2 separate regions of the Homo sapiens genome follow, and region 1 is linked to region 2. A link is a loop called in an ENCODE intact Hi-C map of the cell type or tissue named here. Cell type or tissue: CD4-positive, alpha-beta T cell. All regions are shown on one strand.

Region 1 (8,000 bases), 630 kb after region 2:
AGGCATGAGCCACTGTGCCCGGCCTGGAACTTTAAATTTAAAAACACATTCAGGCCTGGCAACGTGGCTCACACCTATAATTCCAGCACTTGGGTAGGCTGAGGTGGCAGATCACTTGAGCCCAGGAGTTCCAGACCAGCCTCTACAAACAGTATAAAAACTAGCGGGATGTGGGTATGCACCTGTAGTCTCAGATATTCAGGAGGTCGAGGTGTGAGAATTGCTTGAGCCCAGGAGGTCGAGGCTGTGGTGAGCCGAGATGGCACCACTGCACTCCAGCCTGGGTGACAGAGTGAGACTCTGTCTAAAAAAAAATTAATTAAAAAAAACCACATGTATGGAGTTTCAAAAATAAAATTATAAGGCTTATTAAAAAAAAAAACTAAAAAACAAAAAGAAGTTTGTCACTGGGGAACAGTGGGCCTCCTGGTCTCGTTGTTATAGTTACTTGAGTCACCACTTCTCTCTGGCCAGCTGGGGCTCCTCAGACAACTTCATTTCAGGCCAGCCTCGCCCAGGGCAGGTCACGACAAGGCCTGGGGTGCAGGAGGAATTACTGTTACTGCTGTTGTTGTATCAAACAGGAGGGGGCTGGGAGGGCTGGGCCTGCAGCCAGCAGAAGCCACATTAACAATTAAGGTCTTTGCGACTTTCATTCCACCCTCACTGCATGAAATATTCAGGCACTGGAGGAGATTGGTCTCAGATCTCTGCAGTGGTCAGGGCAGGGTAGGGCCAGGTGGGGCGGCTTTGTGAGGTTGTAGACCTCAGGCCTAGGGCAGCACCCAAGGCCTGGGACGTGAGCCGTCCAGAGGCTGTGGGGGCTGGAGGTACCTGACCCAGAGGGTGCAGCTGCAGACTCCCCCAGGGCAACCCGGGGGCCAGGCACTGAGAGTCCCAGAGAAAAATGAAGCTTAATCCTCCAGGAGGGCACCACTGGGGAGGAGACAGAAACACCCCCATATCACGGGTGGGCCTGGGCCTCACCACTCCCAGCACAGTGGTGCAACAGTTACAGAAGTGCACAGCTGGGCTCAAAGAAAGACCATGTGTCTGGGGCCTGGAATCTGTCACTTGATGTAAACCCCGTAATTATAAGTAGCATAAATCATGTTACATTGTATTTGTGTACCTGTGAAAGCATCAATTTGATTAATACAAACACTTCAATTAAATCCCAAGTGAGTAAACCTGCTCTGCTGTTTCCTCTTCTTCTTCTGGGTTTTATTCCCAATACATGGGGCACCTCCAGTATGAAATTTGGCCTGGGCTTCTCTTGTGCTCTGAGAGCCCGATAAGCCTTGGCTCTGTGTCCCCACCCACATCTCACCTTGAATTGTAATAATCCCCACGTGTCAAGGGCGGGACCAGGTGGAGATAGTTGAATCATAAGGGCAGTTTCTCTCATCGTCAGTGAGTTCTCACAAGACCTGATGGTTTTCTAAGGGGCTCTCCCCATCGCTCGGCTCTCATTCTCTCTCCTGCCACCGTGATTGGTAAGTTTCCTGAGGCTTCCCTGGCCACGCGGAACTGTGAGTCAATCAAGCCTCTTTCCTTTGTAAATTACCCAGTGTTGGGTATTTCTTCATAGCAGGTGAGAATAAATTAATACAGAGCCTCAAGAAAGACAAAGCAGGTTAAAGAAAGTACAAGCATCTTTGCCCACCAGAGTGACAACCCTAGACATCACCGAGGATGGGCAAGGCACATCCCATATCCTTCTGGCAGGAGTAAGAATTAGCCCCAGCTCTTTGGAAAGCACTTTGGCACTGTCTAGCCAACCTGTGTGTACTGTGTGACCCTGACATTCTCTGTCTTGGTATAGATGTGAGCAAAGTTCATACTCATGTGCGTTGGGACACGCGTATAAGAAGGTCCACAGGGCATTGCTTATAGGAAAAAAAAAAAACAACCCAAAAACTAGGCTGGGCATGGTGGCTCCCACCTGAAATCCCAACACTTTAGGAGGCTGAGGCAGGAGGATCACTTGAGGCCAGAAGTTCAAGATCAGCCTGGGCAACATAGTGAGAACCAATCTTTCTTTAAAAAAAAAAAAAAAAAAAAAGGCCAGGCACGGTGGCTCACATTTTTAATCCCAGGATTTTGGGAGGCCAAGGTGGGTGGATCACCTGAGGTCAGGAGTTCGAGACCAGCCTGACCAACATGGTGAAACCCTGTCTTTACTAAAAATTACCTGGGCGTGGTGGTGGATGCCTGTAATCTCAGCTACTCAGAAGGCTGAGGCAGGGGAATCACTTGAACCCAGGAGGTGGAGGTTGCAGTGAGCCGAGATAGTGCTATTGCACTCCAGCCTGGGTGACAGAGTGAGACTCCATCTCAAAAAAAAAAAAAAAAAATTACAGGTGGTGAGAGCCTGTAGTCCAAGCTACTCAGGAGGCTGAGGCAGGAGGATCACTTGAGTGAGTCTGGGAGGTTAAGGCTGCAGTCAGCCATGACTGAACCATTGCACTCTGGCCTGGGTGACAGAGTCTCAAATGAACAAACAAACAAAACTAGAAACAAATGTCTTCAACAGGAGAAAAGTAAAGGTAATATATGCATGCAATGGATCTAAGATAGCAGTAGTTCTTAGCCAAGGGCAATTCGGCAATGTATGAAAATATTTTTAGTTTTTAAAGTGGGGGACAGGGGTACTACTTCCGTCAAATGGGTGGAGGCCAGGGTTGCTGGTGAATGTCCTACAATGCACACAGTAGCCCCTCACAACCACGCTGAGGTTGAGTAACCTTGCTATATGGCTATGAAAATGAATGAACTACAGCTACATGTACCAACATAATGAGGGCAGAAGCACGCTGCAAATGAACACATGAAGGACCATGCCATGAAAGAGTTCAAAAGCATGCAAAATCAAACACTATTTTTTTTTGAGGTGGAGTCTTGCTCTGTTGTCTAGGCTAGAGTGCAGTGGCATGATCTCTGCTCACTGCAACCTCTGCCTCCCGGGTTCAAGCGATTCTCCTGCCTCAGCCTCCTGAATAGCTAGGATTACAGGCACCTGCCACCACACCTGGCTAATTTTTGTATTTTCACTGGAGATGGGGGTTTTGTCATGTTAGCCAGGCTGGTCTCGAACTCCGGGCCTCAAGTGATCCACCTGCCTTGGCCTCCCAAAGTGCTGGGATTACAGGTGTGAGCCACCGTGCCTGGTCTAAACACTATCTTATAAGGGAGAAATATGGTAAGCTGAAAGCACAGGAATAACCAACACAACACTGAGATTCCCAGATACCCTTGGGTCGGGGAAGGCTGGGACCTGTGACCAGGAGGGGCTGCAGGAGCATCAAAAGCAGAAGTGGTAATACTTTAGTCTGGGTGGTGGGCTCCCAGGCATATGCTTCTCAGTGTTCTTTGTAATATGAACCAGTTCACCATAAGAATAATATTAAGTGCATTGAGGCAATAGCCAGCTCTGCAAAGAACTCCCCTGACTCAGTTTCCCCAGTATGTTGAGCCTCCCTCTTGTCTTGTTCCATCAGGCGATGGTGTGAGGAGATGTCAGCAGCTAAAGGGGCAGGCGGAGAATTTCCATGGCTCTGGCTGGGAAGTCATGGAAAGGGAGGGGTCAGATGCTGACAGCCCCCATCAATCTCTTTATTTCCATCACACTTGGCTCTGGCTCTGGCCTGCCTGGCCTCAAAGCCTTCTCACTGTCTGCTAGTCTCAGTGATCTCCCCTCAAACCTCCTGTTGAGTGCTTTCTAATCACACACAAGTCTGGCCAGATCTCTCCTCTGCTCTAAGCCTTTCTGTGGCTCCCCACTGCCATCAGGTTATACTTGAGGCTTTTTGTCAACATGTGAGGCCCTTTGGGCTTCAGCTGCACCCTTGCCTTGCAACATCAGCGGTTCTAGGCAGCCGTCCTGTGCAGTGCGGACTTCCTGAGCTCCAGAAAGGTGCCTGGCACGATGGTTAACAGTGGGGATGAAGGAACCCATCCTCCCCTAGCCCTCTCACTGCTGCCCCTGGCGGTCCAGCATGTAGGGAAACTGGCAGTCCCAGCTTCATGCGGTTTCCCCACCTATAAATGTGGGAGTTGAGACACATGACCTCGGAACTCTGTGTTCTTGAGGATCCCCATATTCTGGGCTGGCCCCACCCCAAAAGGAAGAAGGTGGCAGCCCAGGGCCATACCCAGAATCCTTTGTAGCCCAGTCTGCCAGGGGCAAGCATGGGGTTTCCTGGACAATCCTTGTTTCACTGGACCTCAGTGTTTGCCTCTGGAAAATGGGTAGAAATATCCTCATGGGAAGATAGTCCTGGTGCAGAGGATGGGAAAGGAAGCGTGGCTCCCCTCCCCAGAGCTTTGCAAGAGCTCTGCCAAGTGCTTAACACTAGCTCTGTCAGGGAGGGCTTGGATGAGAATACTGGGGCTCTGAGAGGACAAGGGACTGGTCTAGGGTCACCCACCCAGACAGTGATAGAGTTGCAGGGAGACTGAGCTAATGACATGCAGTGTTCTATCAGTAGAAATAGCTGGAGAGCTCTGACCACAGGTGCCATCCAGAGGCGTCAGAGCCACTGAGGCTTGGTCACAACATGGAAAAGCCTGAAGCAGGAGGAAGTGGGTGGTGAACATGGGTCCAGGCACCTTGCAGACACTCAGCATCACAGAACCAGAGTCACAGCAGAAGAGACATCGCAGAGCATCCACCCCATTCCTCCTTCTTGAGAAGGGAAACTGAGGTGTGGGAGACAGTAGTCTATGGGGTCAGATACACTCTGGAGCTCAGATGGTCCTGGGTTCAAATCCTGGTTCAGCCACTTGCTAGCCATGTGACCTTGGGCAAGTGACTTAACCTGTGTGAGCCTCAGTTTCTTACTCTGTAAAATGGGAACAGAGGGTTCTTACCGCATCAGTGAGGAGTCAGTGAGACAATCTATGTGGAACTCTAGCACAGTGCTGGGTACCTAGAAAGTGCCCAGTCAACATTGTCCATATTAGTAACACTTAACCACTTTTCAGTGGACCCTGACTTCTTGCTGCTGGTAGCCTTTCAGGATGATACCTCATAGTCTGGCCCAGACCTGGTCAGCCACCATTGCCTCACTGTCCTGAAGAAGATTCAGCTACCACCAAACACTTTGTTGGCCATACCAGAGTCCTTGGGTGTCCACAAGCCTCTGAACACTGCCTGTAAGTTCACGCCCAATGAGCTGAGCTTCTTGGAGGCAAACAACCAGCCAATAAGAACCCATGTTCAATCCTCGAAGGGCTAATGACACCTCCTCATAGGTTTATTATAACCCTCAAAAGAGGACAGGTTAGAATCATTGGCATATACTGAGTCTAGGATAAGCGGCAGGTGGTGTTGGTTATTGTCATTGTCATTGCCATTATTATTAGATATCAGAGCTCCCAGGGAAAGGGTCCAGCTTCCTTCTGAGGCTTACAAAGCCCTCCTCTGCCCAGCTCCATCGCTCAACCTCTTCCCGACTTTCCCCACCCTGCTGTTCCCTTCTGTATACCCCAGCTGCAAGGTGTAATAGTGTCTCTCCACACCCCTCGCCTGCTCACCTCTGGGCCTTTGCTTGTACTGCTTCCTCCACCTGGAGCCTCCTCCCCACTCCACAAGACGACAAACTCCTTCAAGATTCACCTCCTCTAGGAAGCCACTCCCAGTGCCTGAGCATGCTCCCACAATGATGTGTTCTGCCCATTCTCATTTGCAGTACTTACCACAATGCATTGCAATGTGTATATATATATTCCCATTTAAATGTGTTTGTGTATAAATGCATATATACTCATAGATTTCCTCTATGTTCAGTGAGCTAATGAATGAAAGTGACCTTGGGCCAGGCATCTCCCTTCTGGGGCTCTGTTTTTCCTCACCTTCAAAATGAAGCCTCAGACTCAATCTGTCACGTACTGAGAGGTTTGACATTCACTCAGCAAACACCAAATGGTACTGCCTCTGGGGTTGGAGCTCACAGCCCCAACCATAGAGAAGAGTAAGAAAGTCCATTCCCCCTGAAAGTGAGGGGCACACTCTGCTTGTCACCAGCTTGTACCAGTACTCCCCCCACAGGCCCTAGGTTTTGGAGTATTTTGTCTACCATGTATTAGCATCTACCGTGTGTTAGCGTACCGGTTCTCAGCCCCTGCTGGCTCTCACAAATGTGTGTGGCTCTAAATGAACACACACATCCTGGGAGAGTCTTTAAAAAAAGGGGGGTAGAATGTTGGTGGGGCACCTTTATTTTGAAAAGACTCACAGCTACTTTCCCTGGGCACCTACAGTATGACTGTTAGTGCACCATGATTTGGTTTCACTGTTTTCATAACAAAGCAGAGTTGTCATGACCAAGGGGCTTAAGAAGCAAAGTCACTGAGGCAGGAGAATTGGATTGCTTGAGCACAGGAGTTTGAGACCAGCCTGGGAAACACAGTGAGACTCTGTCTCTATGGGGGAAAAAAGAAAAGAAAAGAAAATAGCCAGGCATGGTGGTGCCTGTGGTCCCAGCTACTCAGGAGGCTGAGGTGGGAGGATCTCTTGAGCCCGGAGGTTGAGGCTGCACTGAGCCAAGATCATGCCACTGCACTCCAGCCTGGGAGACAGAGTGAGACCCTGTCTTAGCCAAAAAAAAAAAAAAAAAAAAAAAAAAGGCAAAGTCACGTTGACATTTTGGGATCCTGGTTCTGTTGGGCTGTGAGTACTCCAGGGGGCATGGCACCTACTGCTGGACCCTGCGATATGGGCCCTCCGGGAGGGGGCTCTGGCCTGGGGAGTCCCTTTTCCTTCAGGACGCTGTTTCAGCCCTGGGCCCTCTCACCTCCTCTGGTCCTGTCCTGTTCTGCCCAAGCATTCCCAGCCCTGGTGTGGGGAGCAGAGAGACCCTCCCTCAAACCACCCAGTACCACCACCACTAGCACCTTGTCTTTGTTCTACCCTGAGGATGTGAGCAAAGCTATCAAGACTCCACAGAGGAACTCTTGGTCCTTGGTCCACACAGCCTGTAGATGACGCAAACAAACCCCACCTAGATAGAGGCTTCACTTTCTTCTTGGAAGTTCAGCGGAAGCTGCCAGCTCTGGAGGATCAGGGGGCAGAGATAACAGGCCCCAGGAACCACCAGGAGCCATGCACGAACGGGGAGGGGGTTCTCACAAAGCACAGTGCTGTCTCAGCAACTTCCCTGGTGAGCTGGTGGGTTTTTCCTATGGTGTATCCAACGTTTACGCTTCGATCTCCAGGGAGCAACTCTGTGCACAGGCTTCATTCTGCAGGGAGCCTGCAAGGAGCTCCTTGAAGTTAATATGGCTTCCTGGGGGTTGAGACAGACCTGCAGCTCCCCCAGGCAGAAGCTGAAAGCCCCTCCCTCTCTAAACCCAAACTGAGCTGTGCTGGACCAGCAGAGCAGTGCCTCAGAGGGGAGGATGTCCCCTCCCCTCAGGAGCTGGTTCTCTTGGGCAGGGCCTGGGAGACCCTCAGCATCCCTGGGGTTTAACCTTGGAAGCTGTGCTCAGCCCATCCTCTCCCCACCACCCTCCCCTGACCATCTGTCTGGAGAGAGTGGCGAACGGGTGGGAGATGAGATATTGAATCTGGACCTCTCTGTGTACTCCCCTCCATCTCTTCTCAACATGTGGGCCAGGGTGAGCCTCTTAAAAAGGTAAACCAGGTCATGTTGCTTCCCTGCTAAAACCCCACTGCCTCCCCAGCTGTCTTGGAATCATACATGATCTGGCCCCTCTGACCTCTGACCTCAGCTCTCACGCCTCTTCCCTGGCCCACCCCCAGCCCCACTGGCCTTCTTGGAACAGGTCTGTAACAGGCCAGCCCTAGGGCCTTGGCACTGGCTGTTCCTGCTGCCTGGAATGCCCTTCCCCTTATCTTTGTACCTTGCCAATCAGACTTCAGCTTAGATGTGCCTCCCCACCTCCCTGACCGCTGGATCTAAAGCAACTGATTATGCTTTCTATGACAGCAGCTCGACTTAATGCCCCGCACAGCACTTAAGACAAGTCTCATCCTG
Region 2 (8,000 bases):
TCTCCTGAGCTCGTGACCCACCCGCCTCGGCCTCCCAAAGTGCTGGGATTACAGGCGTCAGCCACCGCGCCCGGCCAATTTTTTTTTTTTTTTTTGACAGTGTCTCACTGTCACCTAGGCTGGAGTACAGTGGTGTAATCACCGCTGACTTGCAGCCTCGATTTCCCAGGCTCAGGAGATCCTCCCACCTCAATCTACCAAGTAGCTGAGAGTGACTACAGGCATGTGCTACCATGACTGGCTAATTTTTGTGGGGTTTTTTGTTTTTTTGCAGAGACGGGGTCTCACTATATTGCCAAGGTTCATCTCGAACTCCTGGGCTTAAGCGATCCTCCTGCCTTGGCCTCCCAAAGTTCTGGGACTACAGGTGTGAGCCACTGCACCCAGCCTGATCTTTTTGCTTTTTAAACCAAGAGGGTCTAAGAAGTAACTAGACCCTCGGGGAATACCCTGTATGTACAACTATTTTTATAAGGACTTCAAGTAACTCAGCTTGGGGCTTATGCAAAACTGTTACTTCACAGTTCATTCCAAACTAAGGGGCTATTTTAGTGAAACTAAAGTGTAGTTAAAACCTTCATGCCTAGGATCAAATGAGATCAAGTACACGAAAGCAGTAATGCTGCCCACCATGCTCAACCCATATGTACACATACATACAGATTTACCCAACAATTAACCCACTTTCATTTCTCCACTTGTTATGGAATTATACTGAGTATATCACGTCATTTCAGTTCTGAAGATGAAATCACCTTCAGAATTTCAGCTTGGGAAATGCAGAGTTATCCATAAGCTCTTTAGCTTCTCTTTAGTAATAATTCCAAATCACAAGGAAAAGTAAGGGGGATAGTTTACCACAAAACACATGTCCGAGAAACAGGCCATCCTATGTTACTGCCATCAAATATTTATAACTACCCTTATGCACAGCGTACTCTACCACACTAGCTAGACAACCAGCGCTTTAAAGAAATGGACATTATAGCCAGGGGTGGTGGTGGATGCCTGCAATCCCAGCTACTTGGGAGGCTGAGACATGAGAATCCCTTGAATCCGGGAGGTGAAGGTTGCAGTGAGCCAAGATCGTGACACTGCACTCCAGCCTGGGCAACAGAGCAAGACTCTGTCTCAAATTAAAAAAAGAAAAGAGAAGAAAAGAAACGGACGTGAAAACAACCCCAAACTGTGCCACCTTAAAAGCAGCCACTTGGCTGGGCGCGGTGGCTCACACCTGTAATCCCAGCACTTTGGGAGGCCGAGGCAGGCGGATCACGAGGTTAGGAGATCAAGACCATCCTGGCTAACATGGTGAAACCCTGTCTCTACTAAAAACACAAAAAATTAGCCGGGCGTGGTGGTGGGCGCCTGTAGTCCCAGCTACTCGGGAGGGTGAGGCAGGAGAATGGCGTAAACTCGGGAGGCGGAGCTTGCCGTGAGCCGAGATCATGCCACTGCACACCAGCCTGGGCGACAGAGCGAGACTCCATCTCAAAAAAAAAAAAAAAAAAAAAAAAAAAACAAAAAACAAAACAAAACAGCCACTTGCACACTTGTAAATGCTCACTTAATTGTAAATTGACTTCCATCAGTCAAGCCCCTCAGACTTTCTCCCCTAACTGGCTGACTCCATACATACCACTTCAGCAAGCAAAGCCGTACACTACCAGCTTCTCTGGATGTGGAAAAGTGGACCAGCAATTTGTTAAGATAAAATGCAGATCATGTAAAAATATGTCGGTTTTCTAAATTCCTCTAATTCCACACACTATGAGAAAAAGTAAATTTACTTTTGTGGTTAATGTATCTTTACCTAAATATCTTATTTCAAATCGTATTCTGAATTCTGCAAATTCATCAATAACTAAAACCCCCATCCCTTACTCATTGGTATTAACAAAAAAAAATGCCCCCCCCCCCCTTTTGAGACAGAGTCTCGCTCTGTCACCCAGGCTGGAGTGTAGTGGTGCAATCTCGGCTCACTGTTAACCTCTGCCTCCTGGGTTCAAGCGATTCTCCTGCCTCAGCCTCCCGAGTAGCTGGGATTACGGGCTCCCGCCATCACGCCTGGCTAATTTTTATATTTTTAGTAGAGATGGGGTTTCACTATGATGGCCAGCTGGTCTCGAACTCCAGACTTCAAGTGATCCACCGGCCTCAGCCTCCCAAACTGCTGGGATTACAGGCGTGAGCCACCGCGCCCGGCCAAAACCATGACTTTTAGTTCCAACATGATCAGTATGTAATCTCTTGAGCTACCAAAATACATGGAAATTATCTTTTGATAACCATTAAGTACTAAAGTATTCATGTTTCATTTAAACATAGTTTCTGCTAAACTCAAACTGCTATGAATTCTACAAGGCACCCTGGATGCAGGACAGCGCCTGTTAGCACCTTCCTATTAGATTTTGACAGCTCCTAGATCCCTTTGCTCAGGCCTCTTTCAATCACAGATCCACCCAGCTGTAGTTGTCTCATCTTGAGGCTTTCACCAGATACAAACTAGCTTTTTCAGTCCAGCCTTTTCATTTCTGTTTCATTCATTCCTCCGAATTTTAACGATCTTTTAATACTCAAAGGTCACCATATTTTGAGTCTCCATTCAGTTCTGAGAATTTATGAAGCTTTAAAGTACTTATAGGGAAGAGGTTCCACCGCTTATATGGAGTACTAAACGTAATCATCACAGGCATTAGATTAACTACGATGGCAGGATTATTCTCAGTCTATTTAGTATCTCAGCAATTTAGCTAGGTAGCATATGAATATACTAATAGGATACTGACCTAAAAAACCAGCATTGAATTAATAATTGCCTTTGAAGTAAAAACAGATTTTACACAGGCAGATAAGATCCTTTTGCTCTAGATGGTTTTCAGGCCTTCGTTAAAAGTAGTATTAAAACAGTAAAACAAAACTCAAAAAAACCCGCTTTCTATTATCGTTCTTTTCATGGGGAAAATAGATACCTTTCTACAAAGTAAAAACCATAAAGGCTTAAAATTAAACTACCCGATTTTATTTACTGGCAAATGTCCACAGTTGAGTAAACTAACCCAACCTATTCAGAAGAGCTAAATACTTGAGGGAAAAAAAAAAAGCTTTCCCAAAACGTAAGTGACTAAGAATTATTCGCTAACATTCACAGGCCCTTTCCACTAGGTACCGCAGGAAGGCGAAAAGGCCAGGAATTCGCTGGCAACGGCGGTGACAGGCTCCGACTGACGCTCGGAGCCCGCACACGCGAGCCCTACGTGCAGCCCCAAGTCCCGCCCCGCAGCAAACGACGACTTGGGCGAGCGTGACCGCCGGGGCAGGGTCCAGCCCGGCGCTGGGTGGGCGGGGAGCAAGGAGGCCGGAGGGCGCCCACGAGTGCCAAGCCCCCTCCTTCTGGAAGGTGCCACCGGGGAGCAGTTGGGAGTCCGGGGAAGTTGGGGGCGGGCGGGGCAAGCGCCCGCGGCGCCCTCCAGCGGCCGATGGGGTAACGGCAGCGCCGGGCGGGGGCGGGGGCGCGCGTCCCGGAGGCAGCAATCCCTGGCCCGCGAGGCCGCGGCGCAGCCCCGCCAACGACCTCCCGCGTCCCGCCCGGGCCGGGGGCGCGCAGCTGCCGCCACAACGGGCCGGCGGGCGCGCCCGTTGATGCGGGCGCGGGGAGCGAGGGCGTCGGGGAGCGAGCGCGCCGGCCCCTCCCCCGGCCGTCTCCGCCCCGCGCGGCGCTTCCCCCTCTCGGAGAAACTACGCCATTGCGGCCTAGCCGGGCGGCGCCGGCCCCTCCCCCCCGCGGCCTGCCGCCATCTTCGCGGCCCGCCGCCCGCCGCCGCCGCCGCGCCCCCGCCGCCGCACGGCCCGCCATCTTTTGGGGCCGCCATACTTGCCCTGGCGAAGAAGATGGCGGCGCCCATCACACACATAAAACATGGCTTCCCTTCAAAACAAAAACATCCCGGGGCCGGGGCGCGCGGCCGGCGCTCACCTGAGGACCACATGGTGACCGAGAACTCGCCCTCCAGGGTCTTGATCTGCACCTGCTTCTGCTCCCACTTCTTGTTGCCCGGGTCGGCGCCGCCGCCGCCCGCCGCGCCGGCCCCGCCGCTGAGGTAACTCTTCTTGCCGCTCTTCTTGCCGCCGCCCTTCTTGACGCGGCCGCCTCCCGACGACGACGAGCCGCCGCCGCCGCTCTTGCCGGCCGCCGCCACGGTGACCAGCGTTTGTTCAATGTAGTCGTCGTCGCCGCCGGCCGGCGCGGGCACCGGGATGAGAATCTGATCCTCGAAGCCGTCCTCGGCGCGCAGCCCGTCCGAGTCGTCGCCGCCCACCACCTCCTCGCGCGTCTGCACCAGGATCACCTCCTGGTGGTGGTGCACCTGGGTCGGGTCGTCGGTGACCAGCGGCTGCAGAGCGATCATGGGCGGGTGGTGGTGGTGGTGATGGTGGTGGTGGTGGTGGCCGGCGTGCCCGTGGCCGCCCCCGCCGCCGTGGTCGCCACCGCCGCCGTCCTCGTCGTCGTCGTCCTCCTCCTCCTCCTCGCCCACCACTGTGGTCTCGATGGTCTCCACCGGGATGGTCTCCACCTCGATCTCGTGCAGCTCCACGATCTCGGCCGGCATCTCCGAGCCGTCCGTGGCGATGTAGAGGGTGTCGCCCGAGGCCATGGCTGAGGGCTCCGCCGCCACGGCCGCGGCGGCCTCGGCTCCTCGGCTGCGGGCGGGCGGGCGAGGAGGCGGCCGGCCGTGGGGAAGGAAGGCAGAGGGAGGAAGGCGGCGAGCGGGCGGGGGGAGAGGGGGCGGGCGGCGGGGGAAGGGGCGGGCGCCGCGGCGGCGGCGGGGCTTCCCCGCCTCCCTCGCCTCGGTGCGCCCGCGCCCGCGCTCGCTCGGCCGCTGCTCGTCTCGGCTCCCCGCCTCGCCTCGCCTCGCCGCAACCGCCCGCCCTGGCCGCGCCTCCTCCCGCCCTCCGGGCCGGCGCTCCGCTTCCCCCTTCCTCCTGCGCCTCCGCCTCCTTCCACACAAATACCAACTCCTCAACCCGAGCCCAGATCTCGCCGCCGCCGCCACACTCTGCTCGGGCCCGGCCTCGCGAGACTTCCGCGCTGGCCTCAGCCCGCCCCGCCTCGCTGCCACTCGCCCGTTCGCCCTCTCGATTCTCCTCTCGGCCAATCGATCTGTCCGCTGGCCTCCGCGGCCCCGCCCACTCGCCGGGCTCCTCCCGGATTGGGGCCGATGGGACCGGGGGCGGGGCGGCTCGCACGCGCCCTGGCTGGCCCGCGGCGCGTGACGTCAGCGCGCCGCCGCCGCCGCCACCGCCTCCCGCTTCCCGGTGTCGCGCGGCTGCCGCCCTTCGCGGTGCAACAGCCACAAAACCCGCCGCCTCGGGCCGGGGCCGCACTCGGGAACGGGGCGTCGCCGCTACAGCCGCTGCCTTGGGAGCCGGTGAGCGGTCCGCGCGGCCCCGGGCACCACGGGGGCGGGAGCCTGAGGAGAAGGGAGGGAGGGGCCGGCCGGGAGCGGGGTTGAGGCGGGTGGGCGGCCCGGGGGCCGCGCGGGGAGCGGCTGGCGCGTGCGGGGCGGCCCTGTCGCCCCAATAAAGTCTGCTTTGACGAGAATCGCCTGTGCTTCCTTTTTCGCGTCGGGAGGTGTTTGTTCTTGTCGCCTGGCTTCGGGCGAGCGATGGCCGCGGGGTGAGTGTGGAGGACCGAACGGACAAAATCGGGCGACGCGGGCAGCGTCCGGTATCTCGCCGCGAGCGCCCGGCGGGGTGCGGGGCCGAGCGCGGGGTCGGCGCGAGCTCGGCGGAAGCGCCCGCGGAGCCCCAGGGCCACCGTTGGGAGGATGTCCGTTATTCTTTAGTGACCCGCGGAAACCTGAGACGCAGCCGTTGGGTGCCTGTTTCCCCGTAGATCTTAGAACTACAGGGTCCTGGCGGCTTTCTAAAATTTTCTCCTGAGCTTCCCCTTCTTTGCTCTCCAGTCAGCCATTGTTTCCCTTGCCCACCCTTTCCCCCTATTTGTCACTTTCATAGGTGCTCCTTTTTACGCCCACCAGGTTTTGCATTTGTCTCATTTAAAATTCCAAATTTTTTCAGCCGTGTCCTCCATTGTACCTGCAACAGAGCCTAGATTTTTTTTTGTGGCACGGATTAGCGGCAAGTTAAACCTTCCTGAATGAGTTACATTGCAGCGAAGTGTTTCTGCTCTTATCTGTCCTTTTGGTCGACCTGACAATTTGCCTTAAAGCAAAACAAAGATTTCCTGATTTTTAAGGAAACTATGACAAATTGAAGAGTTGGAAAGGTGTGTCTTTGTTGTACTCGTTTGGCCGATTTAACGCCTCTGTGAATTTGTTCAACTTAAATATTATCAACATTTACTGTTTTGTAATAGTGTTCATGCAGTTGAGGCCCATGATTTTCTGAACTGTACGCAATACATTAATCTTAGGCTCAACTTGTTAAAACAAGTAGACTATACATTCTCATTAAAAGGCAACTTTATAAATCCTAGTCCCTTCTTATTGCTAAATCGCATTGGACTTGACTTTTGAGAATATTAGTGTAAGGAGTGACAAATTAGATCGTTTTCTCTTTGAATCTGAGCTTTGAAACCTGAATAATTCCCCTTGGAGTACTGCACCCACTCAGTTTGGAAAAGTCAAATCTGTTGAATTAAGTCATCTCTGGCTTTATAGCTTATAAACTCTGCATAAATATTTCATGAATGGAAACCAGTTGTGGGAGAACTTTTACATGTCTTAATGCTTTTTAAATTTCACTTTCCCCACTCTCTAGTAATTGATGGGGAAATGGCACTGCAAGTAGTTGATACTTCCCCATAAACACCAATTGTGAGAGCAAGAGAAATGAGGGAATTACCCATTAAGCATCCTGGTTTCTGAGCTGTAGATCTGTAGGTGTTCACATTCAAGTGGAGAAAGCCCAAAAGGATTGAAAGCTTTGAGGAAAGGTAGTAGGTCAGAAAGCACTAAAATGCTCCTGAAGGCCATCCTAGTACCTGCTCCAGAAAATAGCTTTTTAAACTTGCCCCATAGGAGGTGACCTGTTAGGCCTTAAGTTTTTCTAGTGGGAGATATTCTTGTTTTCTACTGTTTAACGGTGGAGTATCTTATGACTAGACATGCAAAGATAATGTGTCGTGTGGCTCTCGCTTGCTTGCACTTGCTAAAGGTAAAAATTATTTTAAAAGGACAGGTCAAATTGCAGTTTCAGAATCATGGGATTCTAAAAGTGAGGATAGGCTGGGCGTGGTGGCTCACACCCATAATCCCAGCACTTTGGGAGGCTGAGGTAGGTGGATCACCTGAGGTCAGGAGTTCCAGACTAGCCTGGCCAACATGGTGAAACCCCGTCTCTACTGAAAATACAAAAATAAGCTGGGCGTGGTGGTGCACGCCTGTAGACCCAGCTACTTAGGAGACTGAGGCAGGTGAGTTAATGGAAACCAGGAGGCGGAGGTTGCAACGAGCCGAGATCGCGCCACTGCACTCCAGGCTGGGTGACAGAGTGACACTCTGTCTCTAAAAAATAGTAATAAAAGTGAGGATAAATTTAACTGCTGTGGGTTTTTTTGTTTTTGTTTTTCTGAGGCAGGGTCTAGCTTTGTCTCCCAGGCTAGAGTGCAGTGGCACAATCATAGCTTACTGCAGCCTTGAACTTCTGGATTCAAGCAGTCCTCCCATCTCAGCCTCCCAAAGAGCTAAGGACTACAGGTGCCCCACCACATGCCCAGCTAATTAAAAAATTTTTTTTTTGGATATGAGGTTTTAAGGGCTCTGTTGCCCAGTCTGGTCTCCTGCCTTGGCCTCCCAAAGTGCTGGAGTGCACCTAGCCTCCCTACTTTTATTCTGTTCTGTTTGTACAAAATGCATTGGGATTCCCTCTGAATTCCTAGAGTCCTTTTATTTTGGCAATAATTGATTATTGTCTCTCAACCCTATCTGAGCAAAGGCCATGGCTTTGTCAGCTCAGTGCCTTGTGCATGAAGTGAT

The links. Hi-C counts contacts between places; a loop is a spot of excess contacts. Peaks named below come from ENCODE experiments on the same cell type or tissue, not always from the same donor. Only the 100,000 strongest peaks of a DNase experiment are listed, where the experiment ranks them.
Region 1: it touches region 2 in a loop (7-fold over the local background); 2 of 110 quality-filtered maps call a loop at or near these places.

The regions. Positions count from the first base shown.
Region 1 is chr14:99,605,651-99,613,650 of GRCh38, reverse strand. It overlaps a transcript of HHIPL1 not described here. Among named protein-coding and RNA genes, the nearest start is that of CCDC85C, 5.4 kb to the right of the region's middle. RefSeq lists an enhancer at 6,885-7,179. In CD4-positive, alpha-beta T cell, a CTCF peak has its summit at 4,011; no DNase peak of the experiment used is centred here; H3K4me3 peaks cover 406 bases; H3K27ac peaks cover 423 bases.
Region 2 is chr14:100,235,900-100,243,899 of GRCh38, reverse strand. YY1 (YY1 transcription factor) reads right to left here and starts at 4,756. Exons shown (of 5, transcript NM_003403.5): 1 at 3,977-4,756. The coding sequence starts at 4,655. YY1-DT (YY1 divergent transcript) reads left to right here and starts at 5,279. Exons shown (of 2, transcript NR_189150.1): 1 at 5,279-5,429. RefSeq lists silencers at 3,155-3,834, 4,105-4,154, 4,645-4,714, 4,865-4,944, 5,005-5,604 and enhancers at 3,845-4,004, 4,842-5,694. In CD4-positive, alpha-beta T cell, a CTCF peak has its summit at 3,332; DNase peaks (open chromatin) are centred at 3,759, 4,289, 5,139 and 5,799; H3K4me3 peaks cover 4,632 bases; H3K27ac peaks cover 2,726 bases.